Linked DNA regions of Homo sapiens: region 1 is linked to region 2. A link is a loop called in an ENCODE intact Hi-C map of the cell type or tissue named here. Cell type or tissue: Caco-2. All regions are shown on one strand. Each heading gives the region's core, and the rest is flanking DNA. Links, peaks and the distances in the headings are about the cores only.

What was found. Peaks named below come from ENCODE experiments on the same cell type or tissue, not always from the same donor. Only the 100,000 strongest peaks of a DNase experiment are listed, where the experiment ranks them.
Region 1: it touches region 2 in a loop (3-fold over the local background); 2 of 110 quality-filtered maps call a loop at or near these places.

The regions. Positions count from the first base shown.
Region 1 is chr11:128,149,849-128,166,733 of GRCh38, forward strand. All of the region lies in intron 2 of LINC02725 (long intergenic non-protein coding RNA 2725), which reads left to right. Among named protein-coding and RNA genes, the nearest start is that of LINC02098, 50 kb to the right of the region's middle. In Caco-2, for the core only: CTCF peaks have their summits at 8,158 and 8,358; DNase peaks (open chromatin) are centred at 8,013 and 8,243; H3K27me3 peaks cover 186 bases.
Region 2 is chr11:128,440,603-128,457,487 of GRCh38, forward strand. LOC124902789 (a long non-coding RNA gene) reads left to right here. Exons shown (of 2, transcript XR_007062948.1): 2 at 11,118-13,528. Among named protein-coding and RNA genes, the nearest start is that of MIR6090, 73 kb to the right of the region's middle. RefSeq lists enhancers at 7,664-8,863, 11,520-11,699. In Caco-2, for the core only: no CTCF peak of the experiment used is centred there; a DNase peak (open chromatin) is centred at 8,109.

The sequences.
Region 1 (16,885 bases), core at 4,987-12,986, 290 kb before region 2:
AACAACAAACTTTCTACAGAGCAATTTAATAACAGGTATCAAAAAACCTTAAAAATATGCATACATAACACCCACAAATTCAACTTAGAGGAATTTTACATAAAAAGTACGAATGTAGAATTTGATATTTGTGTAAATAATCTTTGTCATAACTTTGTTTTATAAAAAGGACAAATGGATAAAAACTAAACTCCTATAATAGGAAATTGGTTAAATATAACACATGCATATAATATAATAAAATACACTCACTAAAAATCATACCTTAGAAAAATATTTGCCAACATGAAAAAATTTTTAGGTTGAAATAGAAACAGAATTTTCAAAAGAACAAGCCACAAACCAGCATTTGCACATGTTTCTAGATTTTACAATCCCATCCACGTGTATATACATACATTACTGCTACATCATGTTAGCAACATCTTTAGCTAGTGAGAATATGTTTACAAATTTCGTTGTATTCGATTTTTCATTGCACAGGTACTATTGCAGTGGAGGAAGGTGGCCTGAAGCCAAAGTATGAAGTCAGAAGCATGGTCTTCTGAGCAGTGCCCTCCTTTTCATTCCTGGCCTTGCTTCCTGAACCTGGTTAACAGTTTTTCTAACAAAAATAGCTCTAGCTTCAGTACCCGCCATGCCATAGCTCCCTGCTCAATTCCCCGCTATCTTGTGCTTTGAACAGGATTCACTAACACTCAATGGTATAGCAGGTCGGATGTGAGTAGGAAGCCCAGCTTTATGACCTTTGGCTAACTATTTCATCTCACTGAAACTTAGTGCCCCCTTCTAGAAAATAGAAACCTAATGTCTGTCTTATAAGGTTGCTGTGAGAATTGAATAAGAACATGTGTATAATGAGCTTGGTCATATACCAGATAAACTAATATTAACTCGCTGTAACTCATGATTAAATATCAGGTTAACATCTACTGAGTTCATCTTACCACGTATCATCCCACTAACTCCAGAGGGTGAGAATTTATTCCCTGCTTAATGCAAAGTTTCCCCATGACCAGAGATTCTGGTTCTCTGAGGGTGATTGGGGCTACTGAAAACCATAAGAACAAGCTTGTGACTGGTGGTATTTTACCCTGCTATTCTCTTCTCTCATCCAGAAGTGTCTTTAGAGCACAGGGAGGGGAGGTGGGAACATACAGCTGGGTTCTGAACTCACTCCTACCAGCATCCATCAGGGAGCTCAGGCTGACCTTTGCAATGTCTTTAAGACACAGGGATTAAGGCATAGGTGACCCATGAAGCTTAGGTAACTAGTCAAGGAAAGGGGAGAGGATGAAAGAAGCATAGGAAGGAATATTTTTGGGGTGGTGAGTTTGTAGTGTCCTTCGAGTTAAATTGCACATTCCACAGAAGCAGATACCTAGTCACTTAATGATCAAATCATTTAGGATGCATCCTCCTGAGAAGATTAGAAATGGGAAAGGTCTGTCATAGCTACTAGTTCTGGTATCTGAGTTGCTCTCTCTCCGCACTTCTCAAATTTGGCTACACATTGGAATCACCTACGGAGCTTTACAAAGTGCTGATGTCTGGATCTTGGACCCAGAAATTTTGACGTAATTAGTGTAGGGAAGTGTTTATTAAAGTAAAATCCCCAGATCAGCAGCCTCACCTGGGAACTTGTTAGTCTTTAAAATCCTCAGAGCTCACCACAGACCTGCTGAACCAGATACTCTGCAGGTGGAGCCTATCAGCCAGTTCTAACAAGCTGTCTGAGGGCCTCAGATGAGTGCTAAAGTGGGCAAACCACTGATCTAGGTTGGGGCCTGGGCTATCTCCCCAGCTCCCCAGATGATTCTAGTGTGCATCCAAGTTTGAGAACCACAGCTCTACATCCTTTTTTTTTTTTTTTTTTTGAGGATTCTTAGGTCTTTCAAATATTCACCTTCACTTTCATCATAAGCTTTCAATGGCCTTTCCTTATGTGCTTATGGGGTCTGTGGAAACAGTTTTCTATTATTTCCAGGTGAGGTGGCAAAATCTGTCATTGCACTGAGGGATGTTAAATTCTCTGAACCACTGACAAATGGGCCACAGAAAACTGCCCTCCAGCTGCAACTGCACACCAGCAAGTCAAATGGCTCAGTCAGGGCCAAAAGAAGGATAAATAAGCAGAGTCAACAGAAGCACTGTCAAGCCCTAAACAGGAGGATAGATCACAAGGCAGTCAGCTTGGCAGATTAGCAGTGGCAATGAAATACAAGGGCTGCAGATTTAAATCTAACCTCTTTGTTTTCATGCTAGAGAGCCCACAGTAGGTCCATGACCTATTTAGTTTAGATCTAACACAGCTTAGATTCTAGCACTTTGGAAGGCTGAGGCAGGAGGATCACTTGAGTCCAGGAGTTCAAGAATAGCCTGGACAACATAGTGGGACCCCATATCTACAAAAAATTAAATTATCTGGGCCTGGTGGTGCATGCCTGTGATTCTGGCAACTCGGGAGGCTGGGGCAAGAGGAGCTCTTGAGCCTGGGAAGTTGAGGCTATACTGAGCCATGATCGTAAGAATGCACTCCAGCCTGGGTGACAAAGCAAGATCCTGCCTTAACATATAAAAAGAGTGGGGAAACAATCACAATACTCTCATTTCCAGTAGGAGAAACTACAAATTTGATTGAAAAGAATCTAACCCAGGTATTTCAAATCTTGGCTGAATTCTTGTGCTGGTTTTGCTGTTAAGTCTATAGATCTAATACACAGCATGAAGACTATAGTTAATAATATTATATTGTATACTGAAAATTTATTCAGAGAACAGATTTTAGGTGTTCTTACTACACAAAAAAGTAACTATGGAAGGTGATGGATATGTTGATTTGCTTCGCTGTAGATCATTTTGCTTTGTATATGTTTATCAAAACATCATGTTGTTCACCTAAAATATATACATTCCTATGGAAAGAAAAAAACAGAGCAAAGGAAGGAAGGAAGGAAAGAATGAAGGAAGGAAGCGAGGGAGGGAGGGAAAGAGGGAGGGACGAAGGGAGGAAGGAGGGAAGGAGGGAGGGGAGGGAAGGAGGGAGAGAGGGAGGAAGGAGGGAAGGAGGGAGGGGAGGGAAGGAGGGAGAGAGGGAGGAAGGAGGGAAGGAATAAAGTAAAAGAAAAAGAAAAGAAAAATGAAAAAAGAAAAGGGAAAGAAAGAAAGAAAAGAGAGAGAAAAGAAAAGAAGGAAATACCAATGTGAATAATTCTTTTTCCCTTTCTGGGTCTCAATTTTGTCATCTATAAAATGATCACTCTGGTCCATTTTCCATTTGGCAGAGCTCAAACAGGCTGGAAGCCGACTATGAGGATGAAGACAGCGCCTAAACTTTCTAACACTCTTTATGGGGCCTATTTCCTAGAGTTCATGCAACTCATCTTGAGTCACAATTTATATATGTTTAGGTGATCAAACTACCTTTTATTTATATTTCCAGTTTATGAAGCATGGTTGATATGGTATTTCACTAACCCTCACAAGAACCCTAAGGTAGGTAGGTAATAATGTCCCCATTTTACAATGAGGGCACCGAGGCTAGATATGGCCCACAAACCTTCTGTAAGCAAATAAATGCAAATGCAGGGTTAGTGCTGGAACTCACATCTTCTGACTCCTTCTGTGCAGCTGAACTGTGAACTCCAGCTTGTAAAATACAATTCCTTGCTCTGTAGCCAAAACAAAACTGCATTTGGAAATCAGAATCAGAAGGTTGGTGATAGGCCGTCAAGTGTTTCACAAGTGATTAAAGGAGAATCTGGGTTCCCCATCTCTTGGGGCCTCCTATTCCTCTCTCAGATCCCTCAACACTTAGTATAAATTATCTGGCATTAGGATAGAGATCTTTTTCATTAGTGTGTCTTTGAAAAACATTAATGTACAGGAAAGAAAAATTCCTCTTCATAGGGACAAACATAATCTTATCAGAAATGAGCAGGACAATAACAGGAAGGAGAGGATTCTGGAATGTCAAAGAGAGGAGGGGCAACAGGGAAAGAAGGCAGGCTGCAGGAAAGGCCCGGAGAGGCTTTCATCAGGGGCCGGCAGCCAGGATATTATTGTGAGCTGGAAACATGGGCAGAGCCAGGCAAGGAGGAGGGCATATTGCAAAATGGCTGCCTTGCTGCCCTTGTTGACGTGCGCCCAAAGACTGCACATGGACAAAGACATATTTATGCAAAGTCCATTTTCCTTCCAATGACTTCCAGGGGAAGCTCACAGCCGCTAAGGTGATGAAGCCTGAAGCTAGAGAGAAAGGACCTTCAAAGACGTTGAGTCCCTCTCCATGGGATGGGATTCCATCTCCCATCCTGGACTTGAGACCCTGACAGCAGCATCGATTCCTTCTGTCACTAATCCAGAGACAGCGCATCCCACCGCTGCCTAGACTGCCCGGAAACTCTATCCCCTCCCTCTTGCAGCCTTCACACACCCCCGGAAGGGTCCCAACCAGACTACACCTACACCTTCCCAGACCAGCACCAGCTGTTAACAAAGTGAAATGTCCCTTTTCTTTGACTGTTAGATTTCAAATGCTGCATGGTCCAAAACTGCTTTTTCATGTCTCACCTACACTCATCACACTGTTTCAGCCTATTTACTTTATTTTGTCCATAGGGTACATAGAAAGCAGCTGGCCATCTTCCTGGGCATAATAACACTTTAGACACTTGACAGAAACAATGGAGCCACAGAAAAGACCACCCAGACATAGATATCTGTCTCCGAGGAAAAGTTGGGGGCACAGCAAATATTCTCAGGACTTGGCAACATCCGCTTCTCTCATTATGCCCTATACAAAATTACAAAAATACTCAGTTCAGACATTTGATTTTGGTCTTGAATATTCTATTTAACACAGTGTACTTGTCTTTACATATAGACATGCACATCTGTTCCTAGAATTCTTGCAGAATAACTTGCTTTCCTTGCCACTTTACTTTGGCTTTAATTGTTGTCATGAATACAGCCTTCCGTACATCTTCCCATAATGTTCTTCTTAGTTTTTTAAACTCTTTAATCATTTTCTCCCCTTAGAATTTCTGAAGTTAAATGATAAAATGGATTGGGATGTCAGTCCAAAATCTCCAATGCTCCGAAAATCTCAGACACATGTTGCCTCGGAGATGGGTCTTTGGGGGCAATTAAAAGATAATGTCAATAGGGCTGGACAATGACAAGCTAATGGTCTCCTGCTGCCAAAGAAGGGGCCTTGGAGAAACTGAGATGTTATTTTCAAAGCCAGAGCCCATTATGCTGTCACAGCACCATCCTCCGATGACCTGGCTCCTATTATGCCCAGTGATTAGAACAATAAATAAAAGAGAGGCAGTAAGGAATAAGTGCAAATTTCTGCAGCTAACCAGCAAACCAATCGAGTTAAGAGTGAGGCTCCCCAGACACATTTAGCCATCAGCATGTATGTCTGAACCACTGGCTCCAGAAATGTTACCTTTTCATCTCCATGCATGGCATTTCTTGCAACTGACATTTTAGTTTTTTCTATTAACTCCTACAACTGGATTTTATTCTTGCCAGCCAACTCCTACCTAACCTTCAACACCCAACTCAGAATGCTTTTAGGAGTCTTCTCAAACCCTGTAGCCCACAGGTACCCTCCTCTAAATCCATGTATTTTCAACCTGTTGTGGTCTTTGTTGTCATCATTAACATCCTTTATAACCCCCTTTGCATAGTGGTCCCTTTCTTTACTACTGCTTAAGTTCTCAGGAACTGGTGTTGACCCAAATGGAGTGTAAATTACCAGTCAACAGAGATTATATCGCACACATATTTGTATACCCTTAAATCCCAATATATGCCCTCAACAAACACCTCTTAAGTGGTTGGACTTTTGTGAATGTTTCTGTTTAGATTAGTCATGGTTGAAAAGGTAGAGTATGTGTCAGGCCATGATGTTTATCTCCTCCAGCAGGTGAGTAGGAAGAAATTGATGTTGCCCAGAACGTAATCATCAGAATATAAACTGAGATGGAGTGAAATCACCCTTTATGGTCTGCTGGCTCACTTCTCCTTCTTGTTTGTTGCTTGTCATAGATCCTACCCCTTTCTGAAATGGCATGACTCTATAGGAGGTCCCAGGCCTGGTATCCTGGTTATTGGCTGACTGACCAATTGCTTTCTAACTTAGTTTCAGATTTGTTTTTCTGTGAATTCAAGAAAAAGGAGTGGTATTTGCTGGCAATTTTGCTGTGCAAGTACCTTGCATTTTAACCTTCTGGGACCGTTGTCCCTTTATTTTTATATTGACTTTGTTTAGTTGGTTAATTAATTTGTGAGTTAATAGCTTTGTCAGAGTACAAAAAGATAAGCATATATGGAAAGCTGAGATGCAGTTTGTTAGTGTATGTTCATTTTAATCTCTAAACTTTAAACCAATTCTGTTTTTCTTCTAACATTTCAAATTACTTTAAAAGTGTTAAATTATTTATCGTCAAGGAAGACGCCATCACAAGAACAGTGTTTTCTCCTCCGTCAGTGGATTAGGAATCAGAAGATCTGAGATGTATTTCTCTTTTACCACTGACTTATTCTATTGCGTATTTTTGGAATGTATTTGCTCATTTCTTACTTTACAAATTCTAGAGGGAACACACAATCTATTCCATGTGCTCTCTTTTGAGCACTAGATAAGGAAAGGTTTTTTTTTTTTTTTGGCAGATGATTGATTAGTTTACAAGTATCCTTCTTCAACAGTAGATATACCATGGCAGGGAAGTAGAACCACTGTCCAAGGTTACCTAGAAGCCAGTGACCAAACTAGACTTCGGGCTTTCATCTTGTGAGTCACAGTGTTACAATCACTAATCCCCATTATCAATGAGGCATGAAGTTGTGTATGTAGAACACTGTAACAGTCACCAGGGCAGCACACTCAGTTCAACATTACTTACCTTGGGTTCTATGCCAACGTCCTCAAGCATTTTAAGAAAATGGCTTAGAGCTTAAGTCGTACAATGTAAAAAGCTGATAAAAGATTGTCCCTATGTCAGTTTCAACTTTGCCCTCAAATGCCAACAGCAAGGACACCTTCATGAGCAACTGGCCCTAGGACTTAGAGAGGCTACTAAGTGGCTGTAGGAACCATGACACTCTGACATTCCTGGCCCAAGTAGAAATATGAAAACCTAAGCATGGTGGGTTGAAACTTCATGAATGTCTCTCGACCCTGAAATGGGTTGCAGGTGTTTGTCTCAAAGACGAGAACAGATAATGAATAAAACATGCCTGGAGCTTTGTGTTCAGAAAATGTGACAAGCTTGAATCTGATGACTTCAGGAATGAGATGAAATATGAGTTTGAGCTCATCTGCAAAGCTCTTAACGAATCCAAGATGTCGTTGCTGGTATTGCTGCTCATGGACTACAGTTTGCCCCAGGTTTATGGGAGGATAGGGGTGGAAACGAAGGGGGTGAAAAGATCTGGAAAAGAAAAGAATGAGGAGGGAAAAAGAACATGAAAGCAAGTTTTGACTGCAGATCTTTAAGGGAGAGCTCTCCCTGGAAATCTCACTGAAGACTAAATTTGACCTTTATTTTGAGCCCATAGAAGAGAGATGAAGATAAAAATACTCTGCAGATCAATGTATTGTATAAATATACTCAGCTTTATGGACTCTGAGGTTATTGCATTTCTATATCATCACTGATTCCACTTTTGCTTTAGGTAGTAAAATAGAGACTATTCTTATCATATTTTCATCTAAAATTGCACATTTAAGGTCAAGTTATCTCTTACCACATGAAAAGCTATACTTACACATATGGAAAGTAAGATAACTTTTTGTGACTATTCTTTTTTCCATGGGACATTATCTTATTTCACACATGTGTTACTGCAAATCTTTTGAAGAGAGAGATGGATTGACACTAAGATTTTAAATTCTGTCTTGGATTGTCACACTTAGTAAATTTCTGTGGAAATTCCAATTGTTGGTTTAGGAAAATTCCAGCAGGTGGAGCTGTAACAGCGCTCAATTTCAACAGAGTTCTCTGTTATTGGCAAGATGGTCTGGAGCCAATATGGACTCCAAGCTTCTGTTTGTGAACTCTGTACTCTCAGTGAAGGGCTCTCTCTATCTGAACTCTTGCTATATTCAAGAAAAGCTGGTAATTTTGGACCCTAACTCAATCCTTGATATTTTGGGGTCTCCGGAGAATCACATAGTTGAGGTACTAGTTAGCACTCTCACTGGAAAAAGCAATTTGATAACGGCCCCCTAGTGGTCTAAACTGGTACATGTGGCTTTGTAAATGCCAACCCACCCATTCATTAGACCTCTGAGGGCACAGAGATGTTTTCAATCATTGGCTCTGTCGTTTTGACTTTTCTCGCCAAAAGCTTAAGGGAAGAAAAAGTGTGTGATACATAAATACAAAACATGCAACAGTCAGTGGGACAACTCCAAGTGCCACTATTTATTAATTTTATAATATTAGGAAGTTCGCTTTTCCCTGAGCCTCAGTTTTTTAAATTTCCCAAACCAAAATGAAAACAACATCTACTGCAAAGGATTGTTGTAATGGGGAGCAAACGACATGATACACATGAGAGAATATGTGATACACTTGAGAATGTTTGATAGAACATATTGTGCATACCAGGTTGTTTTTTATTATTAATAGTAGTACTGTTGATTTTATCAGGATGAAGAATGATCTCAGGGCTTCTATGTAGAGCTCATCTCAATGGATCAAACTATAAGGAGACAGACCTCCCCTCTGTGCTCAAATTATAAAGTCCATTCCATTCTGTACATATGGGTCTATCAGCCTGCAAGTTCATTACAGATTTTTCTCATCAGTCTTGCCAAACTCCTTAAGGTCAGGGACCATAAGATTTTTGTTTCTTTTACCAAAGCATTTGGCATGATGTTTGGTTCATTGTGGTTATCCCACAATGTCTGTGGACTAAGTATCACTGAGTAAAGTACAACATTACATTTGTAAAGGGAACTCTCTCATTCCACTTATTTATTCCTACCTAGGAGTAAACAAACCAGAGAAGAGAGTAATATGCAGGCACTTTGGGGGAAGTTGGCATCGCAGTAATTCTGGTATACTGTTCTAACTCAGTACAAACCAATTAAGACACTTAATGAGAACAAAATATGCTCAAGGTAGTAGTATATGCTGTGGGAGATTAAAATTATTGCATAAAATTATTGCATAATTAAGACGGATTGCATAACAGCTCTCCGTCTCCATCAAGAATTTTAAGGACTGAAATTAGAAATGTTTCAGAGAGAGAATTAAGAATATAAAATGTGTGACAAAGCTAACCATCAACCAAAATTCAAGCTTCCACCTCCGTAATTAAGGATTGCCCTTGGAAGGAGCCCTTTAGCCAGGGGCTCCATTTCCCATCACCCTTGCAAGTGAGGCCATGTGACTAGTTCTGTTCCAATGCAAAATGAGAAAAATGTTTGTCATTTTGAGGCTAAGATAGGATGGCTTCTCTGGTCTTTTGGATGCATACAGAAGACTCCAAGGCCTTGGGACTATTTATAGAGAGCATGACGGAAGAAGCCTGGGTTCCTGAACCATCACGTGGAGGAAAAACACCTAATGGCTGGAAATCTGCAATGGACTATGTCACGAACAAGAAATAAGTTTCTGTTGGGTTAAGTCACTCAAATTTTGGAATTTGTTAGAGTAGCTAGCATCATCCTCACGTAAGATGGAAGAAGGCACCACATGATTTTCAAATGAAATGAGAAAACATAAAATACATTTAACTCAGAAGATGGAAAAATCACTGCATGGCAAAGTAGCCAAAAGCTTTCTTCAAGAGATGAAGCTGCAGCCGGGTGCGGTGGCTTACCCCTGTAATTCCAGCACTTTGGGAGGCTGAGGCACGTGGATCACCTGAGGTCAAGAGTTCAAGACCAGCCTGGCCAACATGGTGAAACCCTGTCTCTACTAAAAATACACAAAAATTAGCCAGGCCTGGTGGTAGGCACCTGTAATCCCAGCTACTCAGGAGGCTGAGGCAGGAGAATCACTTGAACCTGGGAGGCAGAGATTGCAGTGAGCCGAGATCGCGCCACTGCACTCCAGCCTGGGTGACAGGAGCAAAACTCCATAAAAAAAAGAAATGAAGCTGCAGCTGATTCTTATGGATTTATGGATCAGGGGACATACCTCTTATGGAAGGAACTACATGAGCAATGATACCAGTGTAGGGAGATTGAAAACATATTGAGGAGACAGTGAGTGGAGAAGTTGTACTGGAAAACAAAGGCCATCTTAGCTCCAACAACTGTCACTAAGCACATTATTACCCATTTAAGTCTTTACCTTGACTGTTGTCTTTAAGTTATTATGGACCATAAGATCCAATTCAGTCAGGTCTCTTATTACCAACAATCAGATATTTAATTCTCCCTGCAAAGCCAGCTTTGGATCCAAGAGGGGCAGATTTTGCCAGCTGCATAGAAATACGAAGCACTTGTTTCAATTGTATTTTTCATTTGTAATTTCTGCTATTATAGATGCTACAATCAGACATAAGTATGAAGACTCAGAATTACTTAGTGATGCCAGAATGTAGCAGGCACATTCTGTTTTTTAGCTTCTCTTACAGTTGGCATCAAGAGTTGGTGGATTTTTATAGCTATTTGTGTAGATGTCTTACCACTCATCTGTAAGGACAGAAATGATTTATTACTTGTCTTTGTATTCCCCTTTAACTAAAACCAAAATCTGCCTTGAATAGAGACATAGACTTATAGGTTAGAACAGCATAGGATGACAGAACTCATATAATTCAGCATCCTGATTTTGTACTAGGATCATTAATGTTCCTTGTTGAGAACCAAATATTCTTAAGTGATACATCCAATTAAAGATAGCAGTAAATCCATGAACAAAATCCTACAAAGTGTTAAATTAGTTAGCTTTTTTTTACTGTAAAAGACAAAGTAGCTTAAGAAAAGAAAAAAAAGGCAATGAATAATGAGGATACTAAAATTTCTCCTAAAACCCAGGGAGATAAGTAAGGCTAGGCTTCAAGAACAAGTGAATTTAAGTAAATTATCTGAGTTTTTCTCTTTATCCACTGTCTTTACTATCTGCTTATCTACTTTACTCTCTGTTTTACACAGAATAGTCTTCTCCAGTTCCTTGTACACGTGATGAGAAATGGCTCTTGCCAAGAGATCTCAGTTTATATCTCAAAGAGAATAGATTATTCTGAGTTGGAATATCTTAGTCTCTATTCCAAACACAAGGGTAAGAATGTAATTGAGGCAATGAAATTTTACCAGACATGTGACTGATAGGCTCATTGTCTGGAGTGAACCTGGGAAATGCATGGAAGCGAGGGATAGACAATTCCAAGAAATTGTGAAGCCTGTTAGACAAACATGTGCTAAGGGACTTACGCAAGGAAACACACAACTCGTTAATGCAGAAAAGAGCAGAATACCAAGAGGTCAAGTAGCTACGTAACAAGTAGTTAATGGAAGAGAAAGGACTAGAGCCAATTTCTTAATCCAGTACTGGTAACTTTTTATTAAATGTTTCCTTCTCATCATTTCAGTCCTCAAGGGAGAGTGTTAGCCCTTGAAACCATTCTAGACAGGAATCTGCCTCAAATGTCCAACTCTTGCCATATATTTTCCCCTGAGATTCTAAATACCAAACTCCAGGGTCATTTTAGTCAGTGATCTGTTCCTAGGCACTGTTCTGTTCCTTTCTGTTTCATGTAGACGCTGTGCATGCTGCTTAACACAGATGGTCTTCTGTCAAAATGATTGCTTGCTAGAGTTGTCAAAACAGATGCCAAATTGTAAAATTTGGTATGGATGATGCTTTGGAAGGAGAAAGACATATTCATCACTGGGTTGAATTCACACCTCCTGAATTTGCTTTAAGAAAATGAATTCCCAGTGTTGGTCATAGTTTATCATCTTCTGAAGTTCAGATTTGCCAGGTCAGTTGAAAAGTAGATGAAACAGCAAAGACTTAATTAGCAAAGCTGACATTTCTGGCTCAGCTTCAATCATGGTGAGTGACACCTTAAAGGTTCTGAACCAAAAGCTTAGATTGTTACTTTATACTTTATCTTCTCAAGAGAATTGATTAATTGAATGCAGTCTATTGAGTTCCATCTAACTGATGTATCTAAATGACAATGAACTCACCCCTGAAGAACTAAAGGCCAGGATTTTTCATGGTGTTGCTGTTGTCAGTTTTGTCCCAGAAGACAGCTGCTCCCTGAAGCTGCTCTTCTACAACCCCCAAAAGGGAGATTCACTATTAACTAGTAGCATAAAAACATGTCTGCCTCTCCAAAATCCAATTGCCTCACATGGCTGGAATTTGATCTGTTGCCGGTAGGTTTACTTTGATGTCAAAAGTAACATCTCTGCTGACTAGATTTCTTGATTAAATATAGTCTGTTAATATTAAATGGAATGAATCAGAGACAATATCTTATGCCTATCTAATTTAGAGGCTATGAACACTCTATTAATTAGCCAGCTTCTCTTTGGGATGGATATTTTGGTTCATGAGTTTTTAAAAAATATTAATTGCTAGTCACCAAGTCTTTTTGAATCTATAACTTGGCTAATGCAGTTACATATAAGAAGACAGACTGAGAATTAATGTTATCAATATTTTGCAGTTTGAAGATTGATATATTCTCTTTTAAATGGACTCTTTTTAAAGAAAAATATCCTTTCATGTTTATAAAATATGTTCATTTTTGAAAAATACAGAAAACTATGAAAATTAAGTCACCTATAATCTTCAAGCCAAGGAATAACTACTAATATTTTGAGTATTATTATTTCAATCATGTGTGTGTGTGTGTGTGTTTGCATGTGTAGACATTTTCTTTCTTCTCTTTTTCTTGCACATATGAAAAAGGATTTTGAATAAGATAGCTAGAGGTGGTGAATACTGGCAAAAAACAAATGCTTGTTTGTCTGGAGATAATTTATTCTTAAAAAAGGCTATGAAACCTAAAACTATCACAAGCAATGCAATGCCACCCCTTTAAAATGAGCCAGGTATAATATCCAGAAATACATGAGCCAGATATTCCTCCAGGGTGAAGCAGGACCATCAGTGAGAGAGGAAAGAGATTCAAAGACCAAGGGATTCTCAAATGTGAAGGAAAATCTCATTGCCCTCTGCAGTGAACACAGTATAATTTGAAAGATGAACTTCATAGGAAAGAAACAAATGGTTTGAATCTTGTTGTGAGCCCTAGGAGCATGTGGCTTGCCTAAAAGTAAGTAAGTTAGTTTGTTCATTTTTTTCTGACAACCAGTATAGGCCCAAAATTGGACTTTCAGCTGTTATTAACATAGAAATGTGTCATACACTTTCTAAAATTAGAATTATATTCCAAAAGCATTTCTACTTTTACAAAACTTAAAATTGTATAGTATTGTTACATTATTAAATATTTTTGAAATATAATTCTTTTTGAGGATTCCATAATATTCCAACAAGTGATGCACCATTGTTTATTTAACTGATTCTTTTATGTTGGTTTCTATGTCAACATTTGCTTTTAATTATAAATAAATTTGCAAAAGATGCCAATCTTTGAGTGTAGTCTTGACTGTCTTTTTTACAACAACTTCTTATAGGAGGAATTTGGAGGTCAAAGGTTAAGGCCATGTTTTTAAATTTTTAATAAATATTATTAAATTCCTTTCCAGAACAGTATAAACATTCCCATTTTCTTCACTCTTACATATTTGTTAGTCTGAAAAGTGACTAAGTTAGATAACTGAAAAGGTATCTGCATGGCCACTGGGTTAGATTTTTAAAATTAGAAACATACCAAAATTAACAATGTACCTTAGCTCTAATAATTTTCTTTTTTTTTTTTTCTGAGATAGAGTCTCACTCTGCCACCCAGGCTGGAGTACAGTGGCACAGTCTCAGCTCACTGCAACCTCCACCTCCTGGGTTCAAGTGATTTTCCTGCCTCAGCCTCCTAAGTAGCTGGGATTACAGGCGTGTGCCACCACGTCTGGCAAATTTTTGTATTTTTAGTAGAGATGAGGTTTCACCATTTTGGGCAGTCTGATCTCAAACTCCTGATCTCAGGTGATCCGCCCACCTCGGCCTCCCAAAGTGCTGGGATTACAGGCGTGAGCCACCATGCCTGGCCTGCTCTAATAATTTTAGAAGTGCAGCAGCCTGTTGAAAGTTCATATGATTATCTGAAGGAGAAGGAAGCAGAAGCAGAGATAATGATACACATTACCCCAGCAATTGTGATTTCTACTCACAGTCAGGAATTCCCTATCTATGAATATATTTATGCAAACACAGGGTCATGTGGTGTCATCAAAGCTCTCACTTCTGGGGTCCACACGGGGTCCTCCAGCGGATTCCGTCAGCGTTTGCTTGTAGTCTTCATGCATGATGACCTCAGAGTCCAGTGCTTTATGTTTGCACTGCATCTCTACCCAGGCAAGCTCATTACCATTCAAAATCCCTTTGTGTTACTTCGGGAAAAACAGATTAGAATTCAAAAGTCTCTGGTTGTTCATTGACTGTTAACATACATAACCATATAGATATAATAATACTTCAGAGAGTGCTGAAAGTATAATTTGGAATAAGTAAATAAAACAAACAAAAAGACTTTAGACTTGAGCGAAATGCTTGCTTGCATGTAGAAAGGGTTATTTATTAAACTGGCTCCCCAAACAGAGCAAAGGAAATCCTACTGCTTGGGACAATTGAAACTAGATTGAAAGAACAATTCCCTATTGTCAGAGGCTGAGACTTGGGTGACAAATACTGTATTTCTTTCTCCCTCTTCACAAAAGGAAGTACTCAAAAGAAACTAAGAAGTCTGCTTCTCATTTTGAACCCCAAAGTTGCCTTAAAGTGTACACAGCCTGCTGTTGTAAGATTACACATACACACACACACACACACACACACACACACGTCAGTCACACAGTCAGGACAAAGTGACAAATAGCTTCACACACTAACAGATCCAGTACTTGCACTAGCTCCTTAAAAGATCCTCTCTTTTAGGCCAGGCATGGTGGCTCATGCCTGTAATCCCAGCACTTTGGGAGTCTGAGGTGGGCGGACTGCCTGAGCTTGGGAGTTCAAAACCAGCCTGGGCAACATGGCAAAACCTTGCTTCTACTAAAAATACACAAAATTAGCTGGGTGTGGTGGCGGGCACCTGTAATCCCAGCTACTCAGGAGGCTAAGGCAGGAGAATCGCTTGAACCCGGGAGGCAGAGGTTGCAGTGAGCAGAGATCATGTCACTGCCCTCCAGCCTGTCAACAGAGCAAGACTCTGTCTAAAAAAAAAAAGTTCCTCTCTTTTAGAAGCAGTTGTATGTGTGCACATACTGAAGTGTGTGTGCGTGTGTGTGGCGTTCCTAGGAATAATCATATTACTAGTAGATAGAAGGGTAAAGGATTTCAGGGAGGAAATAAAGGGAAGGAAAACCCTCTTCCCTTCATCCTGATTTGTTATGGCCTAGCTTCCATTTGTGCTGATAGCTTTCTGCGTATTTATTTTCCTTTGAGTGACATTGTCTAAAGTTGCAAATAACTAATCTGATCATTTCATAACTCAGGACTGGGCAATGAAGGCTTTTCTACCATGAATGTTAATCATTCAGATGTTCAATATCAATATAAAATATTTGTGAATGCTTTTTTTCCTTTAATGATGCATTTGTCAAAATAAATTTGAGTTTCCCTTGCTGGCCTTACATATTCAAGAGGGAGAAAACTTCAAAATTCCACTACCGGAAAGTGTTTGCAAGTGGCTTATCCATGCTGGGAAGAAATAGAATCAGTACAGCCTTTCTGTCTTCTGAGCAGGCTAGTTTCCTGTGAGGTTTCAACTTCCTTCACTTCCAGCTGCCTCTGCTCTCTTCTCTACCTCTCTTCCTCTTTCTCCTCTCCTCTTACTCTAGGCTTTCCTCCTCCTTTTCTTTGTAGCTTCTCTAGCTTTCTCCTTTCTTCTCCTTTTTCTTCATAACTCTCTTTTTTTGTGCTCTATAGACAACTCCACGGTCGAGAATCCCTAGTTCAAGTTCCAAGTCTGAGACGGATCTTAGAGAGCATTGTTCCATCACCCACTTCCTAGTTCTTCAGACTCACCTGATTTCCCTCCACACATTTTGTCTATGCCTGTTCTTCTTCCCAACTGTTTTTCTTCCATGCCCAGATTCATAAAAGTTATGTAAAATATTCTAGATCTTTCCTAAATGTCATTAGGTCAAATAAATGGAACAACAACAACCACGAAAAGGCTCAGGGAAATAAAACAGAAATGTTAAATACTTTTGATTTTTTTCTCTTGCAGAAAGTCAACTGTTTTTTGAGGGAGCAAAATATTAAAAAGAAAGAAAGAAAAGGACCAACATATGACATTTCTGGTGCTTTCTTTTATCATGCTGAAGAGAAATTATCTGCAATTCCTTCTCAGTGGTTATGATGTCTTTTAAAAAAGTTACTAAGGAAAGGTGTTGAAAATCTGGTCAAGGATATGGCAGGAGTAGTACTAAATTATGGGCAATTGGATATGGATTCTTAGTTATAATGCTTGGAACCTCAACAGATTAGTAAAATTTAACATTGCAAGGTCCTTTGACTCTTCTATTTTCCTAGGTTTAGCTTTAGGAGGTTATTAAAGTATGTCCATTTCTTTAATGTAAAGTTTTGTTAAAAGCACAGACTTCTGAGCACCACCAAACCTAGCGTGTGTGCACCATGACACACGCGGATGTGACACTGCACCAGCCCACTCCTACCATGTCTCCTCTTGCTCTTCTTATGAACTGAATTTGTGCCATCAATTTAGGCTTAAAAAAGATAAATGCAAAACAGAAAAAAAAAAAAAGAAAAAG
Region 2 (16,885 bases), core at 5,090-13,089:
AACTGTATAACCACAATTTAATCATAAGAAAAATATCAGACAAATCTCAATTGAGAAACATTCTACAAAATATCTAATCAGTACCCCTCAAAATAGTCAAGGGGATCAAAAACAAGAAGAGTCTGAGAAATTATCACAGCCAAAAGGAGCTAGAGACACATGTAATGAAGAATCCTGGATTGGACTCTAGAACAGAAAGAAGATACTGAGTAAAAACTAAGGATATCAGTTGCGTATGGATTTCAGTGAATAATAATGTATCAAGATTGGTTCGTTACTTGTGAAAAACGTACCATTCTCATGTAATACCTTCACAGCAAGAAAAACTGGCTGTGGGAGTATATGTACTAACTTTCAATTTTTTTGTAAACTCAAATTTATTCTAAAATGAAAAATTAATGTCACAAGAAAAATTAAACACACATCATCAAGCAATTCCACTAAGTATTTATCCAAGAGAAACAAACACATGTCTGTGCTGAGACTTTTACGTGATTGTTCATAGCCAAAAATTGAAAACAATTCAAATATATATCAACAGATAAATGTGTTGGGAGGGGCGGGGGGTATCTATTCTTGGTAATAAAAAGGAACAAATCATTTATAAAGGCACTTAATGAATCTCTAAATTATTATGCTCAGGAAAAGAAGCCAGACAAAAAAGAATAAATCGTGTATTATTTCACTTATACAAAATTCTAGAAAATGAAAACTCATTGATATGGTTTGATTTTGTGTCCCTACTCAAGTCTCATGTTGAATTGTAATCCCCAATGTTAGGGGAGGAACCTGGTGGGACGACATGGATCATGAAGGTGGATTTCCCCCTTGCTTTTCTCATGATAGTGAGTGAGTTCTCACAAGATCTGATGGTTTAAAAATGTGTGGCACTTCCTCCTTTGCTGTCTCTCTCTCTTACTCTCTCTCTCTCTCTCTCTCTCTTCTGCTCCTGCCACCACGTGAAGAAGGTGCTTGCTTCCACTTCACCTTCTATTGTGATTGTAAGTTTCCTGAGGCCTCCCAGTCTGCTGTACAGGTTGTTTCCTGTACAGCCTGCGGAACTGTGAATCAATTAAACCTCTTTTCTTCATAAATTACCCAGTCTCAAGTAGTTCTTTATAGCAGTGCAAAAACAGACTAATACACCAATCTATGGTGACAGAATTCAGATCAGTTGTCTGAGGACAGGAGATGGAGATGGGGGGCTGTGTGGGAGGAAGGGATTACACAAGGCTAGAGGGAACTTTGGGTGATGTGTTCATTAGCGTTAATGCGGTAATAGTTTCACAGTGTACAATAAGTTAAACCCTATCAAATTATGCGTTTTAATTTGCACAGCTTATGATGTATCAATTATACCGCAGTGAAACTATTTAAATTTTATTTAAAAGAAGGAAAAGGAAGAACAGATATTTAGATGCCAAGAAATGACATGAAAATATTTATATGTACTTATGTAAGTAATAGTTACTCTTAATGTGTCGATTAATTTGGTCTTTAATGTTAAGAGATAAAGTGAAATACAGAATTAAGTGGGATTAGTTAGAAACCATTTTAGAGAAAACAAGAAACAGTGCTCACCATTGTAAACCAAGAATCTGGTAAGATCCATCATCTGTAAACAATTTACTCCGAGAAATTATTTTTTCCTTGTAGTGGTTATGGGTTTCCCTGAGCCATTCACACTCTAACCCAATGACCTTAAATTTTAGGAAAATAGAGGTGCATTTTGTTGCTACTGGGAATAGAAAAGCTAACTGGGCTATGAATGACTTGAGCTTGTGGTCTTGGCCTCATTAACACTGGACAACAACCAACTGAGCTAATCAGCCACTGCTGACATTACAGAGAAACTTTATTGAGGTATAATTAAAGTACATTAAACCATACATGTATAAAATGTACAATTTGATCAGCTTTTGAATACGTATATACTCATGAAACCATCACCACAATCAAAATAACAAACATTTAATCAACTCCAGAAGTTTCTTTGTGTCCCTTTATAATCCATTATTCCTGCACCTCCATCCTCAGCAACTGCTGATCTGTTTTCTCTCAGGACAGAATAATTTGCTTTTTTCTAGAATTTTATATAACTGCAATAATACAGTTTGTACTATTTGGCTTGTTATATTTTAATATCTTTAGAAACTAGATATGCCCCCTCTCTCATTTTTGATATTGGTAGTTTGTCTTTTCTCTTTTTGTGCTAATAAGTCTAGCTAGAAGATTATTGATCTTTATGAGTTTTGCAAGGAACCATCTCCTGATTTCATTGATTTTTTTTCAATTGTTTTTCTGTTTTCCAGTGCATTTATTTTGGCTCTGATCATTTCATGTCTTTTCCTTTCTTTGGGTTTTATTTGCTTTTATTCTTCTAGTTTCTTAAGGCAGAAGCTGAGTTCATTGATTTGAAGATGTTTTTCTTTTTTAATATGAAACCTTTTTGTTCTATAAATGTTCCCCTAAGTGCTGCCTGAGCTACATCTCACATATTTTTTGTATTTTGTTTTCATTTTCATCGAGTTCCAAATACTTTCCAGTTTCTCTTTTGATTTTGTCAATGATCCATGAGTTATTTTAAATATTATCTTGAGACTACTTGGGATATCCCAGATATCTTTCTGATACACTCATTTCTGATTTAATTCAATTGTGGTTACTGTAGGACAGATTTTCTATTACTTGACTCCTTTTAAATTTACTGGGATTTGTTTTCTCATTCAACATATGGTCTCTCTTGGGAAATGTTTCATTAATACTTAAATAAAAAGTATATTCGGTGGTTGTTGTTGTTGGGTGCAATGTTCCGTAATTGTCAGTTAGGTCAATTTAGTTAATAGTGTTATTCAAATCTTCTAAATACTTATGGACTTTCTGTCTATATGTTCTATCAATTACTGAAATCTCTGACTATAACTGTGAATATGTTTGTTTTTCCTTAAGTTTTGCTCCATGTATTTTGATGCTCAGTTATTATATGTGTAAATATTTAGGATTGTTATATCATCTTGATGAGGCGACTACTTTATCATTATTAAATGGCCCTCTTTATCCCTGGTAATCTTTGCTTTAAAACCTACTTTTTAATATGAATATAGCCTCATTAGCTTTATTTTGATGAGTATTAACATTGTATATAACTTTTCATCTTTTTATTTTAATATGTTTGTATATTTAAAGTGCATTCCTTATAGGTAACATATAGTTGAGTCTTTCTTTTTATCCAATATGACACCTCTGACTTGACTTTGAAGTGTTTAAACTTTTTGTATTTAATGTGAATATGTATATGATCGGTTTTAAATTTACCAGCTGGCTAGTTTTTTCTGTTTATTCCATCTATTATTCTTTGTTCCCTTTTTCCTCTATGCTTTCTTTTGGGTTAATTATACTTTTAAAAATATTTCGTATATCCTTTGTTGTATTATTTTAGTGGTTGATATAGTGTCATTGATTACGTCTTTAACTTATCACAGTTATCTTTCAAGTAACATTATACCACTTTGTACATGCGTATTAGAAAACCTTGCAACAATGTACTTCCATTCTCTGTCTCCTGAATTTTATACTACTGTTGTCGTCATACATATTATTTTTATTTCTACATATGTAATAAGACCTATATTACATTGTTTCTGTGTTTGCTTTAAAAAACCAAGTTTTCAATGAAATGTTTAAAATGAGAAAATATATTTGTCTACATAATTTTTTTTCAAGGCTCTTAATTCTATCCAGTATATCAGACTTCTATCTGGTATCATTTTTCTTCTGCTTGAAAGATGTCTTTTATCAGGGATGCCCTCTCTTACCACTCCTATTCAACATAGTGTTGGAAGTTCTGGCCAGGGCAATCAGGCAAGAGAAAGAAATAATGGGTATTCAATTAAGAAAAGAGGAAGTCAGATTGGCCCTGTTTGCAGATGGCATGATTGTATATTTAGAAAACCCCATCATCTCAGCCCAAAATCTCCATAAGCTAATCAGTAACTTCAGCAAAGTCTCAGGATACAAAATCAATGTGCAAAAATCACAAGCATTCCTATACACCAATAACAGAAAAACAGAGATCCAAATCATGAGTGAACTCCCATTTACAATTGCTACAAAGAGATTAAAATACCTAGGAATCCAACTTACAAGGGATGTGAAGGACATCTTCAAGGAGAACTACAAACCACTGCGCAACGAAATAAAAAAGGACATAAACAAATGGAAGAACAATCCATGCTCATGGATAGGAAGAATCAATATCGTGAAAATGGCCATACTGCCCAAGGTAAATTTATAGATTCAATGCCACCCCACCAAGCTACCAATGACTTTCTTCACAGAATTGGAAAAAACTACTTTAAATTTCATATGGAACAAAGAAAAACCTGCATTGCCAAGTCAATCCTAAGCAAAAAAAAAAAAAAAGCTGGAGGCATCACGCTACCTGACTTCAAACTATACTACAAGGCTACAGTAACCAGAACAGCATGGTACTGGTACAAAAACAGAGATATAGACCAATGGAACAGAACATAGGTCTCAGGTATAACACCACACATCTACAACCATCTGATCTTTGACAAACCTGACAAAAACAAGAAATGGGGAAAGGATTCCCTTTTTAATAAATAGTTCTGGGAAAACTGGCTAGCCATATGTAGAAAGATGAAACTGGATCCCTTCCTTACACCTTATACAAAAATTAATTCAAGATGGATTAAAGGCTTAAATGTTAGACCTAAAACCATAAAAACCCTAGAAGAAAACCTAGGCAATACCATTCAGGACATAGGCACGGGCAAGGACTTCATGACTAAAACACCAAAAGCAATGGCAACAAAAGCCAAAATAGACAAATGGGATCTAATTAAACTAAAGCACTTCTGCACAGCAAAAGAAACTACCATCAGAGTGAACAGGCAACCTACCGAATGGGAGGAAAATGTGGCAATCTACCCACCTGACAAAGGGCTAATATCCAGAATCTACAAAGAACTTAAACAAATTTACAAGAAAAAACAACCCCATCAAAAAGTGGGCAAAGGAAATGAACAAACACTTCTCAAAAGAAGACATTTATGCAGCCAACAGACACATGAAAAAATGCTCATCATCACCGGTCATCAGAGAAATGCAAATCAAAACCACAATGAGATACCATCTCACGCCAGTTAGAATGGTGATCATTAAAAAGTCAGGAAACAACAGATGCTGGAGAGGATGTAGAGAAATAGAAACACTTTTACACTGTTGGTGGGAGTTTAAACTAGTTCAACCATTGTGGAAGACAGTGTGGCAATTCCTCAAGGATCTAGAACTAGAAATACCATTTGACCCAGTGATCCCATTACTGGGTATATACCCAAAGATCATAAATCATGCTACTATAAAGACACATGCACACGTATGTTTATTGCAACACTGTTCACAATAGCAAAGACTTGCATCCAACCCAAATGTCCATCAATGATAGACTGAATTAAGAAAATGTGGCACATACACACCATGGAATACTATGCAGCCATAAAAAAGGATGAGTTCATGTCCTATGTAGGGACATGGATGAAGCTGGAAACCATCAATCTCAGCAAACTATCACAAGGACAGAAAACCAAACACTGCATGTTCTCATTCCTAGGTGGGAACTGAACAATGAGAACACTTGGACACAGGGCAGGGAACATCACACATGGGGGCCTGTCATGGGGTGGGGGCCAGGGGGAGGGATAGCATTAGGAGAAATACCTAATGTAAATGACGAGTTAATGGGTGCAGCAAACCAGCATGGCACATGTATACCTATGTAAGAAACCTGCATGTTGTGCACATGTACCCTAGAACTTAAAGTATAATAAAAATAAAAACAAATAAAAAAGTAAAAAAAAAAAAAAAAAAAGAAAAAGGTTCTCCAAAAAAACATGGGACCATGCAAAAAAAAAAAAAAAAAAAAAGAAAGAAAGAAAGAAAGAAAAAAAAAGATGTCTTTTATAATCTTTTTGTATATTTCTGCTGGTGATAAAAGCTTTTAATATTTTGTGTCAGAAAAAGTCTTTGTTTCAAAAGATTATTTTCCCTTGGTATAGAACTCTAGGTTGCCTGTTTTTTTACTTTCACTGCTTTAAAGATGTTATGCACTGTTTTCCTCCTTGAATTGTTTTTGACAAGGAATCTGTTATTTTTTCTTTTGATCTTCTGTATGTAAAATATCTTATCTTTCAAGACATTTAAGAGTTCTTTTAAGAGTTCTTTTTTATCACTGGCTTTAAGCAACTTGATGTACTTAGCATATTTTTTTTCATGTTTCTTGTGCTTGGGGTTTGTGGGGCTTCTTAGATCAGTGAGTTTATAGTTTCAATCAAATTCTGAATAGTTTCAGCCATTAATAATGCTTCCATTTTTTTTTTTTTCTATCACACACCCTGCCTCTCTGGGGACTCCAACTGGATGTTTATTCAGAGACTTAAAGCTGTCCCACAGCTCACTGGCACTCTGCTCATTTTTCTTTGCACCCTTTATTTTATATGTGCTTTATTATGGGTCGTTTCTATGCTGGGACTTCACAGTGTTGAATCTGCCATTAATCCCACCCAATGTATCTTTCATGTCATATGTTATATAGCTCTCAACTGCAGAATTTTGACTTAGGTCTTTTGTATCGCATTTGGCATGTTTGGTCTTTTCTCTAGCTTCTTCAACATGTGAAATTGTTACTCTCTTTTAATGTCCTTGGGTACTAATTCTATCGTCTGTGTCATTTCTTGGAAATTTTCAACTGGCTGATTTTTTTCTTCATTATGGGTCATATTTTCCTGCTTCTTAGTATGCCTGGTAATTCTTTATTGGATGCCAGACATTGTGGACTGGGTGGATATTTTTGTATTCCTAAAAATACTCTTGAGTTAAGTTACTTGGAAATAGTTTGACCCTTTCGAGTCTTGCCTTTAAGCTTTATTTGGCAGGAACAGAACAGCATTTACTCTCGGGCTAATTTTGCTTTACTATTGAGGCAAAACCTTTCAGTACTATACCCAATGCCCATAAATTATAAAGTTCAAGAACAGGCAAAACTATGCCAATAGAAATCAGAATAGTGATTGACGGTAGGGTGTGGATATTGGAATTTTCTGGGGTATTGCTTACACAAATGTACCTATTAAAATTCATCAAACTGCTCAAAATCTGTGCATATCACTGTATATCAATTTTACCTCTATAAAAATCATGTTTGGTATCAAATATATGTGTACATAATTAAATGCTGAAAAGATTTATACTAAAATTTCAATAGTGAAGAATATCAGGTAGTTTTCTAATTGGCTTCTGAATATTTTCATGTTATCTAAATTTTCAATATATATAACCTTTTAAAAATACATAAAACTAATATTTAATGAAACAATTTAAGGGGGACTCTCTACCTTGTAGAATGGATAAAGGAGAGGAAACAAATATTTATTGGGCATTTGCCATGTATCAGGTCCTTTAAAAGTCACTTTATTACATGATTCTATTTAAACAATATAACAACTCTATCAAGTAGGTATTATCCCATTTGCAAAAGAGAAAACAGTGATTCAGACTTATGGTTATGTGTCCAAGGACCCTCAACTTGATCTTAGGTCTGCCTGCTTCTGAAGTCGGTATTTTGATTCTAAGAGAATTAAGCCCTCAAGACGGATTTCTGAAATTCAGAGAGTAAAGAATGCTTGGTAGGATAGAAGAATCCCAGAAATACATTACTGTCTACGAGCATAGGAATTGGCACATTGGACTCTGGGAGTTAACTATTAAAATGGGAAAGTGAATTATCCAAATGTCAGAGTCACAAATCAAGCACAGTTAATCTGAAACCCAAGAAAGTCTGACCTGAGACAAGGAAAGAGGTGGGTGGCTCAGAGGAAAAAAAAAAAAAAAAAAAACAAACCTAAGACCAAGTATGGCAGCCGGTGGGAGAGGGAAGAAAAGTGTTCCTTCCTTATAACCTGTAGGCAAGTTATAAAAACAAGGGTTGTTTTGTCCCCTGTCGGAGTGAAACCTCAGAGACCAAAGTTCAACGCTTTCAGGTTACGGGAATGGAAATGGTGAATTCCCTGTATCAGCTGCCTCCAGCCCAGGCAAGCCTGACTCACAGGTTGGTCACCTGTTTGGAATGGGCTGTGGGAGAGCACACCCATGAGGTTGCTCAGGGAGCAATGGGCCACAGCAGTTTTCCCTGTGAATTGTGTTCAGGTAAGACCCTGCAGTCAGACCAGCTCACTCCTCCTTTGCTATTTCTTTATATATAGTCTCTTTCCATTCCGAAAATGTACTCTGAGCCCTGGCCTTTAACAGCTTCATTTGTTTTCCTTCATCTCCCAGTTTACAACTGTGAAGGAAACATTCATTGATCAAGTTCTTTCAGCTTGGAATGGAGTCTCTGACTCCCAAAAATCTCTCCCAGGACCAACTGCAAGGGGGTAGTGGATCTAGGATTAAGGCTGGAGCCTGAAGCACTGCTGAGAATGGGGAGTCTGACACGTAATGACCTCCATATATACAAGCTGGTCAGTGCTCTCTCAGAGCCTGCATGTGGCTTTGTCCAGAGAATATGAATCCCAGTTTGAGCAGCAATATGGATCAGAGTTGGTAGAGAGGAAGATTGAGGCTCTCACACTAGGATGTCTTCAGCATCCTTCTTGTATCCTTGTGTGCAAAATGGGAGCCTGGGAAAGGAACTAGAAGAACTGAACCCCATCCCTCTGATACATACACATTGCTTTTTTCCTTCTTTATAGCATAGCTTGGCTGTCCAAATGTTCTGGCAGAGACCAAGCTCCAGGCTCAGTGGGGGGTTCTAATTTTCCATGGCTCATTCACTTCTGAGAACTTTGGCTCAGTTGCATAATGGGGGGCTACTTCCTGCCAGTTGTGGCCCTGTTGTGTGATACCTTCTGACACATACGTTTTTTTGAAAAAAGATTGTCTGCTGGGAACTGGACTGAAACCAACATATAACCGTTTGTTTCATACTGGTTAGGAAGCCACCAGGAAGGCCTACCCAAAGTGGTTTTAAATACATACACACACAGTCCTCTCCTCTTAGAGCCAAGAACAGGCCATTAGTGATGTGTTAGAAAATCCAGGCTGACCTTCTCAGTCATGAGGGAAGCTCCCTGGGCCCACCAGCAGGCTTTTGCCAAGAATGGGCTCCATCTTGAGCCCACAGCTCTTCCCTAGCTTCCCAGCAGAAGCAAGGGGAGAGTGGAGAAGTCAAACACTTCTTGAGCATTGCTTACTATATGTCAAGTTCTACCCTGGACCCTCAATAGAAAGTATTTCACTGATCCTCACAATAGATCTGTGGGGTAAGTGTCACTATTGTTATTTTGAGGAAACTGAGGCTCAGAAAAGTTACATGTATTCCCAAAGTCACATAGTAAACTGAGTGTGTAAACTTGAGTGGTAGAGTCAGAATTTAAACACTGATTTTTATCTGTTGCAAATGTTGGGCTTTTCCCACCACCAGCAGAAATCTTGCTGGCCCTCAGCAAATATTCCTTTACAGCAGTCATTTCAAAACTTTTCTGACCCTATACTCCCATCAGTAAACATTTTTAAGAACCACCTTCAATACAGACATATTTATTTATTTATAAACTCCACGCACTAGCTAATATCTGTTAGCATTGCCTGGTAATATAATACCCCAGAGCACTAATCATCATTAATGACAATAAATATATATCCATGTTTAATGTAGTCTTCATGACTTGGAAAACTTTTTGGCCAGATCTTGTGAAATCTAATTAAATTGCTTTTGTTTTAGCTTCAATACATGGCTGGCAAATAATTTGTTCCAGGAGTAGAAGAAATGATATGGCATTCTTCTTACCTTCTTGGGCATGAGTTGCTCCTGCTGTCAACAATCTCCAGTTTCCTTACAGAAGAATTTTTAAGACACTTTTCCATTTTTTAAAAGTGATTCGGTTAAAATGGGATAATATGGTTTGTAAATCGACTCACTGTGTTTATGCAAGACCATGGAATACTATGCACCCATATAAAGGGATGAGTTCATGTCCTTTGCAGGGACATGGATGAAGCTGGAAACCATCATTCTCAGCAAACTAACACAAGAACAGAAAACCAAACACCACATGTTCTCACTCATAGGTGGGAGTTGAACAATGAGAACACATGGACACAGGAGGGGAACGTTACACACCGGGGCCTACCAGGGGGTGGTGGGCTAGGGGAGGGCTAGCATTAGGAGAAACATCTAATGTAGATGATGGGCTGATGGGTGCAGCAAACCACCATGGCACCTGTATACCTATGTAACAAACCTGCACGTTCTGCACATGTATCACAGAACTTGAAGTATATATATATATATATATATAAAACACCATAATATGCTAAAAGAGAAATCAGGGCACCAGTAGGACCTCCCCCACCCACCTTGCAGAATTTCACTTTCCTCACAGTGCTTCGCACGGATGCAAATGACTCGTGGGAGTCTGAGGGTACCGGGGTCCATATATACATTCAATATTAGTACATAGAAAAGTAGTTCCCATTTTTAGATTGAAAGTACCTATGAATAGAAGCTCTAATGGTTTCTTCCCTTATCTCGTGTTCTATTCTGCGCAATTCCTGGAGCGGGCAGTCCCCGCCTTGGAGACTCCTGCCTTACAGGAAGGGGTCACATATTCCTGAATTGGACCCCACTCAGATGCAGAAGGCTAAGAGTTTGGATGAGAAAAGCGGGCCAGTGAACAGGAGAGCCGGTGGGTGGGGTGGATGGAAGGAGGTGCCCACTCTGGAGGGCAAGAGAAAGGCACGAAAGCATGGGGCCACATGAGCGCGGCGTTCTGGGCCATCCCCGGTGGACTCCTGCCTAGGGGAGGGGTGCGTCGGCGGCGGCAGCCCAGTTTTCTGGATTTCTTTATTTCTGAGTCCAGGTCTTTCAGAAGCCTCTCTCCTAAATGCTCAAATACCAGAGTAAATGAAAACACTCTGCGGCACAATGATCCCTTAAGGTTTGTTTTCCAAGATGGAAAAGAAAGGCATTTCAGCCTTTTCACGGATAAAAATAACTTGCTGTTGATTTTGAAATCCCTTTCATTTGTCTCCCACAGACCAGCCCCATACAATGGTACTTTGTGCAAGAGCTCTCTGCATGGGCCGGCCGGGCCCCCTTCCCTCCGCCTGCCAACGGGAGGAGACGCGAGGCGCTGGGAGCTCCAGAGTGGGCGAGGACTTCGGGCAGACCCGGCGTTGCTGTTGGACATCATTCAGAAGTCCCCGCTCAGCGGGGGCAGCCCGAAGAGCAAAACAAACAGAGCGAGGAGTAGTGGAAAATGCTGAGTCCTGGAGCTGGCCGGAACGGCCTTCGCCTTTCCACGCCCAAAGCCAGCCGCTCTGCCCACCTGCAGCTGCAATAGCAAGCAGGGCCGCAGCAGGCAGGGAGGCCTTGGCACCAGAGCCCGTCCAGGGCTGGGAAGGCGGGGAACAGACACTCCTCTCTCTTCAGACAGGCCCTCCAGAGTCCTCACCCTGAAGGCTGAGGTCTTTTTCTTGTTCCAGGAGTCCAGTGAAAAAATAGTTCTCAAAAACGGAGAAAAAGACTTTCTTGAACTGCAGTTTCAGATTTACTAATAGAGTCCATTTACATAGCACTTACTAAATGTCAAGCACCAACACAGATGAATTGGCAATCACCATGTCAGTCCTGCAAGGTTGGTACTTTTATCCCCATTTCACAGATGAAAAAAGCCAGGCACAGAGAAGTCAAATAACTTAACCCAAGTTCACAATGCTCAACAATGGCAGGGCCAGGATTTACCACCTGGTTTAAAATTTAAAACGTAGGATTTAAAACCTACTTTACAGTCTTAAAGGTGACTGCCTTTTCTCTTCAGCTTATTAGATTTCCTCTCTAGGAATACAAGATGTGCAACACAAAGAGAGGAAACTCAAGATGGAGAGTAAAGGGAATGAATGAGAGACAGGAGAATCACCAAGGACTAGAATAATACAAAAGATTTATTTAAAAAGCAGGTGGCCATCGGCCCAGGAGAAGGAGTGTGAGACCAAGGTACAGAAGTGGCAAGAAATGCTGAGCTGGGGCTGGAAGGTATGACAGTACTAGTCAGACAGGCACCTGTTCTGTCCAAAACAGGATTCCAGAAGTAATGTGAAGAGGTCACTTGGCAAAGGGGGCTCACACAGCTCTAGGGGGAAACTGAGGATCAGCAGCTGGAGCAGAGAAATAGAGAAATGAACACCTTCTTTCTTTCCAATTACAGCCGCAGTGGAGGCAGATGCCCAGGGCTCCTAGGAGAGACAGATCGCGATTAGAAGAGAGGGCCTATGGCTGTCATGCAGGGAGGTCTGTCCATTCCTCTAAGCCAAGAGCTCTTGTCCCCAGAGGAAAGAGGAGAAGGAAGAAAGGAACAAACAAATGAACAGAGGAAGGAATGAAGAGAGAGAGAGAGAAGGAGGGAGGAAGGGCTGGAAGGAAGAAAGGAAGGGGCTGTTTTTTTTCTTGTGTTTGGAAGAACAAGCTGCCAACCCTCATTAAATGCATAGGATTGGCTTTAGAGTTACTACACCTAAATTCTAATTCTGTCTCTGTCACCGGTTAGTAATGTGATCTCATGGAAATCACTGAAACTCCCTTAACCTGAAACCCCATGTCTATACAATGAGGACACTGGAATTCACCTCTAAGGTTCTCTCTGGATCTAAAATCTACACTCTGATGATACTGAGACCAAGGACAGGGACTTTGATTGTTGCCTTTTCATGCCACCCAAGGTCTACATCCTAGCACAGTGCCCACCACCCATCCACACCGACCAGACACCCAGGGCTAGTGATTCTGTGTTCTCAACACCTCTCTGATGTGCCATAGCTGCTTCTCTTGCATGCAACTCTTCTGAGCATGAAACAGTTTTCCAACTGGTCTCCCTGCCTCCACCCTTGTCTGGCTCTGATTCATGTTCTGCTCCACAGTCAGAATGATTTTCCTAAGCACAGGTCGGATCATGTGACTTAGCCTGCTGGAAGAGCCTCAGGACTCCACGTCACTCTTCACACAGCCCACAGGGCCCTGGATCATCTCCACACATTCTTGCTGTCCTCTCCTCACACCCACACTCTTTTGCACTCTGTGCTCTAGATCCATAAAACTACTTCCAGTTTCTCCATCAGTGTACACACTTTCTCACCTCTCAGCCTCTGGACATGCATTCCCCACCACTGGAACCTCTTTCCCTCCCCACTTAACTAACTGCTACTCACCTGCAGGCCACACATTCCTTCAGGTTAGGTTCCTCCTATGTGTCAAATCATATTGTTACTTCACTGGATGGTGTTCCCCTTTATTTGTCTATAAATTGTAATTTACTGGAAGTAGACGGAAGGAAAAAAAAGTGTGTTTACCTTCTTCCTTATGGTTTCCCTTGTACTGAACCCAATGCCAACCACACGGCAGGTGCTCAAGGGATGTTTGTTATCTGAATAAATTTGCTTGGTGGCGTCACTATGTAGGGCACCTTCTAGATATAACATCCTATAGTTCTGTAAAGTGAGATGTCAGTGACTCTGCATTTTCAGTTTCTAAAAACTGAGAGAGATAAGGCCTTCCACCACCCAGTGATCCAACTTTCTTAGTCTCCTGTTCCCAGCCTAAGCACCATTATTTAGCAGATTCTTGTGTCCATCAGAACTAATAGAAATGATTATCATGATCAATACTGAATCAACTGAAATCGGCTTTAAATCAGGATGCATTCCCTAGAAATCGGATGAAATTTAGTACAGTGTGGGACTAGAGACAGGGCTAAGGGTATCTGGGAAGAGAGAGATCTGCATTCTAGTACCAGTTCTGTCATTAATGAGGTGACATTGGGCAAGTCCTCTGGCCTCTCTAAACCTTGAATTCATGAATGCCTAATTGAAGAGGTTGCACCAGATAATCTTTAAGGTCTCTTTTGACTCTAAAATGTAGAATTTTAGAATTCTGGCATTTGCTCTTCTTCTCATCATCCTCTAGGCCATTACTGGGTTTAATGAGGAGACTGTATAAAGTATCGTACGACCAACAGGAACTGCTCTGAGTAATTATGCCAGGACAAGGGATGGACTCTGAGACTATTCCAGGTACACCAGAATGTGTGCTCACTCTTATTTTAATTGTCTTTCTTGACTGGGCTTCAGGTTTGGGGCTGTTACTTGTAGTTGCAGAGAGAAGGCTATTTGGAATTTATGATCAGGGCTCTGATCTGAGATTTCACAGAGGCCACACTCATGGGTTCCTAGAGCAGCTAACACATGCCACCATCATGCACATGGCACACCTGGTCCCTTCCTGCTCTAAATGGGAAATCTGTGCCCAGAGTTAGCACCGCCTTCCATCCATACCCTGCTGAGTTCATACACTCACCTCAGCCCACCCGTGTTCCATGATTAGCCAGTGAAGCAAATAAATCCGCTTGGGCTCTCGTGCACAGCTCTGTGCTATCATGATGAAAACGTGGCCATGGAGAAAACAGATATTTGAATGAAATATCTGTTACCCCTAAACACTGGTCACACTAGTCATTGTTTTCACCGTCATTCTTACCTTGCCTCAAATATGGATAAGCCTCTCACATTACAGGTGCACTGGCTGCACTGTATTTGCAAACTTCCTTATTCCCATGGAAGGCAGAACAAATGGAACAAAGTTGGTCTACCTGAGAAGTAGATTGGCAGAGGGAGTCCCCCAGTTCAATCACACTTGGAGTTTTGAACTTGCCTTCCCCTGAGATCTGTAAGAACAATGACTATTTCTGATGAACACAACACAGTTCCAAAACCATCTGGAAGCTCCCAGTCCCATCTCTTCTTCTAAAGTTAGGAATATCCTTGTTTCACAGAGGCAATCCCAGACCAAACCCAGTACTCATCATTAGCTTTTCAGGTTTGCAAAGACAGTTGCCACTTCTTTGAGTATACCTGTACATGTGCTATTTCTAGGTACATTTGGGGGACAGCCTTTGACAAGGTACAAGGAGAGTCACAGCTTAAATTACAGGTTTGCCTATAAAAAGGTTAAAAAGAGCCTGTTACTGCCCAGGGCCAGTGGCTCAGGCTGACCATGTGGAGTGGAGAGAGAGAAGGTAGTGACTCTATCTTGACCCTCACTAATTCCCACAAGAGGCTGCTGAAAACATCCTTGTGCCGCTAAATTGTATCACATGGAATGACCAGGGCTGACCTGACATCAAAGCTCTGTAGAAATGCTGTCGTCCAGAGAGCACGAGAGTCTGAGTGGCAGGGCAGAGAGATTAGAGATAGGACTGTAAACTCAAACGGGCTTTGGGGATTTTGCAGCCTGCCACAAGCCTGGCCTTTGTTGATTCCCTAGGTTGCTGTGGGCAGATGATCATCGCCATCATTACTTTGGATGTCAGGACATTGAGATACACCAGGCAATCTGATGCAACTGGCTTTCCCAGGGCAGAAGCATTTGCCAGGAAAGTGGAAACAGGGAAAGGGACTGGAACATTGAGTAAATCAGGAAATAGCACTGACCAAGGGACAGAGAGGCCAGAGCCACTTTACCCCCTCATTTGGGGTTCTAAATTCTTATCAAATTTTTTTTCCTCAAGTTCAAACCTTGTGGCATTTTCACCAATTGATCAACAACTGCCTTTATCAGACTCCTTGAATCTCTGCCTCACTGCAAAAAGTGCCAGGGGAATGCTTTTCTCTTCTATTATTTAGGTGAGGATTCTCACGGCATGGAGGGATCTCACAGAGTAGTGAGATGCCAGCAGCATGCCGAGCCAATATGCCCATAAATGCAAGGGCCAGGTCCTTAATCCAGCCATGAGGATGGTCAAGGATCCCTGTATACAAGCCAGAGAAGGGACTTTGTACAACTAGAACTGAGTCGCAAACCATCTTCCAGAGCAGCCCCTGGGGAAAAGCAGAGGCCAAACAGCAGTATGGAAGTGAAAAGGCTCACGTACTGAAAGAAGACTTTGTCCTTGTCCCATATTTGATGTGTGAAACGTACCCCTTAGTAACCAGGCCTGTGGCTCCCAGAGCTGGTGAGCCATCAGCCAGCATCATCAAAAGAGACTTTTCAGCGTTCTATGCCAGCAATACGGCATCATGGAAAGAACAGGGCTTAGAAGTCAGATGGTTCTCTGATGAACCTGATGACCTCTTGTACTCTCTTCCACCGTAGGCTCTAGAATAAAATGAGCTTCATGCCAAGTAAACATGGAATGTGGATAGATATCTACACAGGGGTCACAAAATTAAATTCTACAGGGACAAGGCAGGAATGTCAATGTGTGGGCCTGACCTATGAGAGTTAAAATAGGGGACTGATATGCACCTAAAGGAGGCAGCTTCAGTTCAGTGCCCATGGTGGTTGCTATGAAGGAATATGCTAGAATCCAAAGACATCCCATTAACCTACTACGGTACATTCTTCTTTTGGGTTGCGTGGGGCAAGGGGTTCCTACACTGTGAAGGCAAAAGTGCACATCTCTATGGCATGGAACCAGCCTGAGTGTGACCTCTAGTTCACATTGTTTGCCTCATTGTACCCAAAGCACAAATCACAATCCTTTTCCTTTTTAGGTTTAAATAGTTACATTTCATTCATACACCTCTGCCGATCCATTTGTTTTTCTTTTCTTTTTGTCTTGGGTGCTGCAGCTTGCTCCAAAGTTATAGCAGTCGAGTCAGAGTAGACTTGGTTAATTTTCTTATCCCATCACCTTCTGAAAGCTGTTCAAATCTACAGAGTGTGACCATCACCTCCTCTTTCCCTTGTGTCTCCTTCTATCCTCACCTTACCCGATCCTCCCAAATTCTGCAACTGCTTTTGAAGATACTGTCT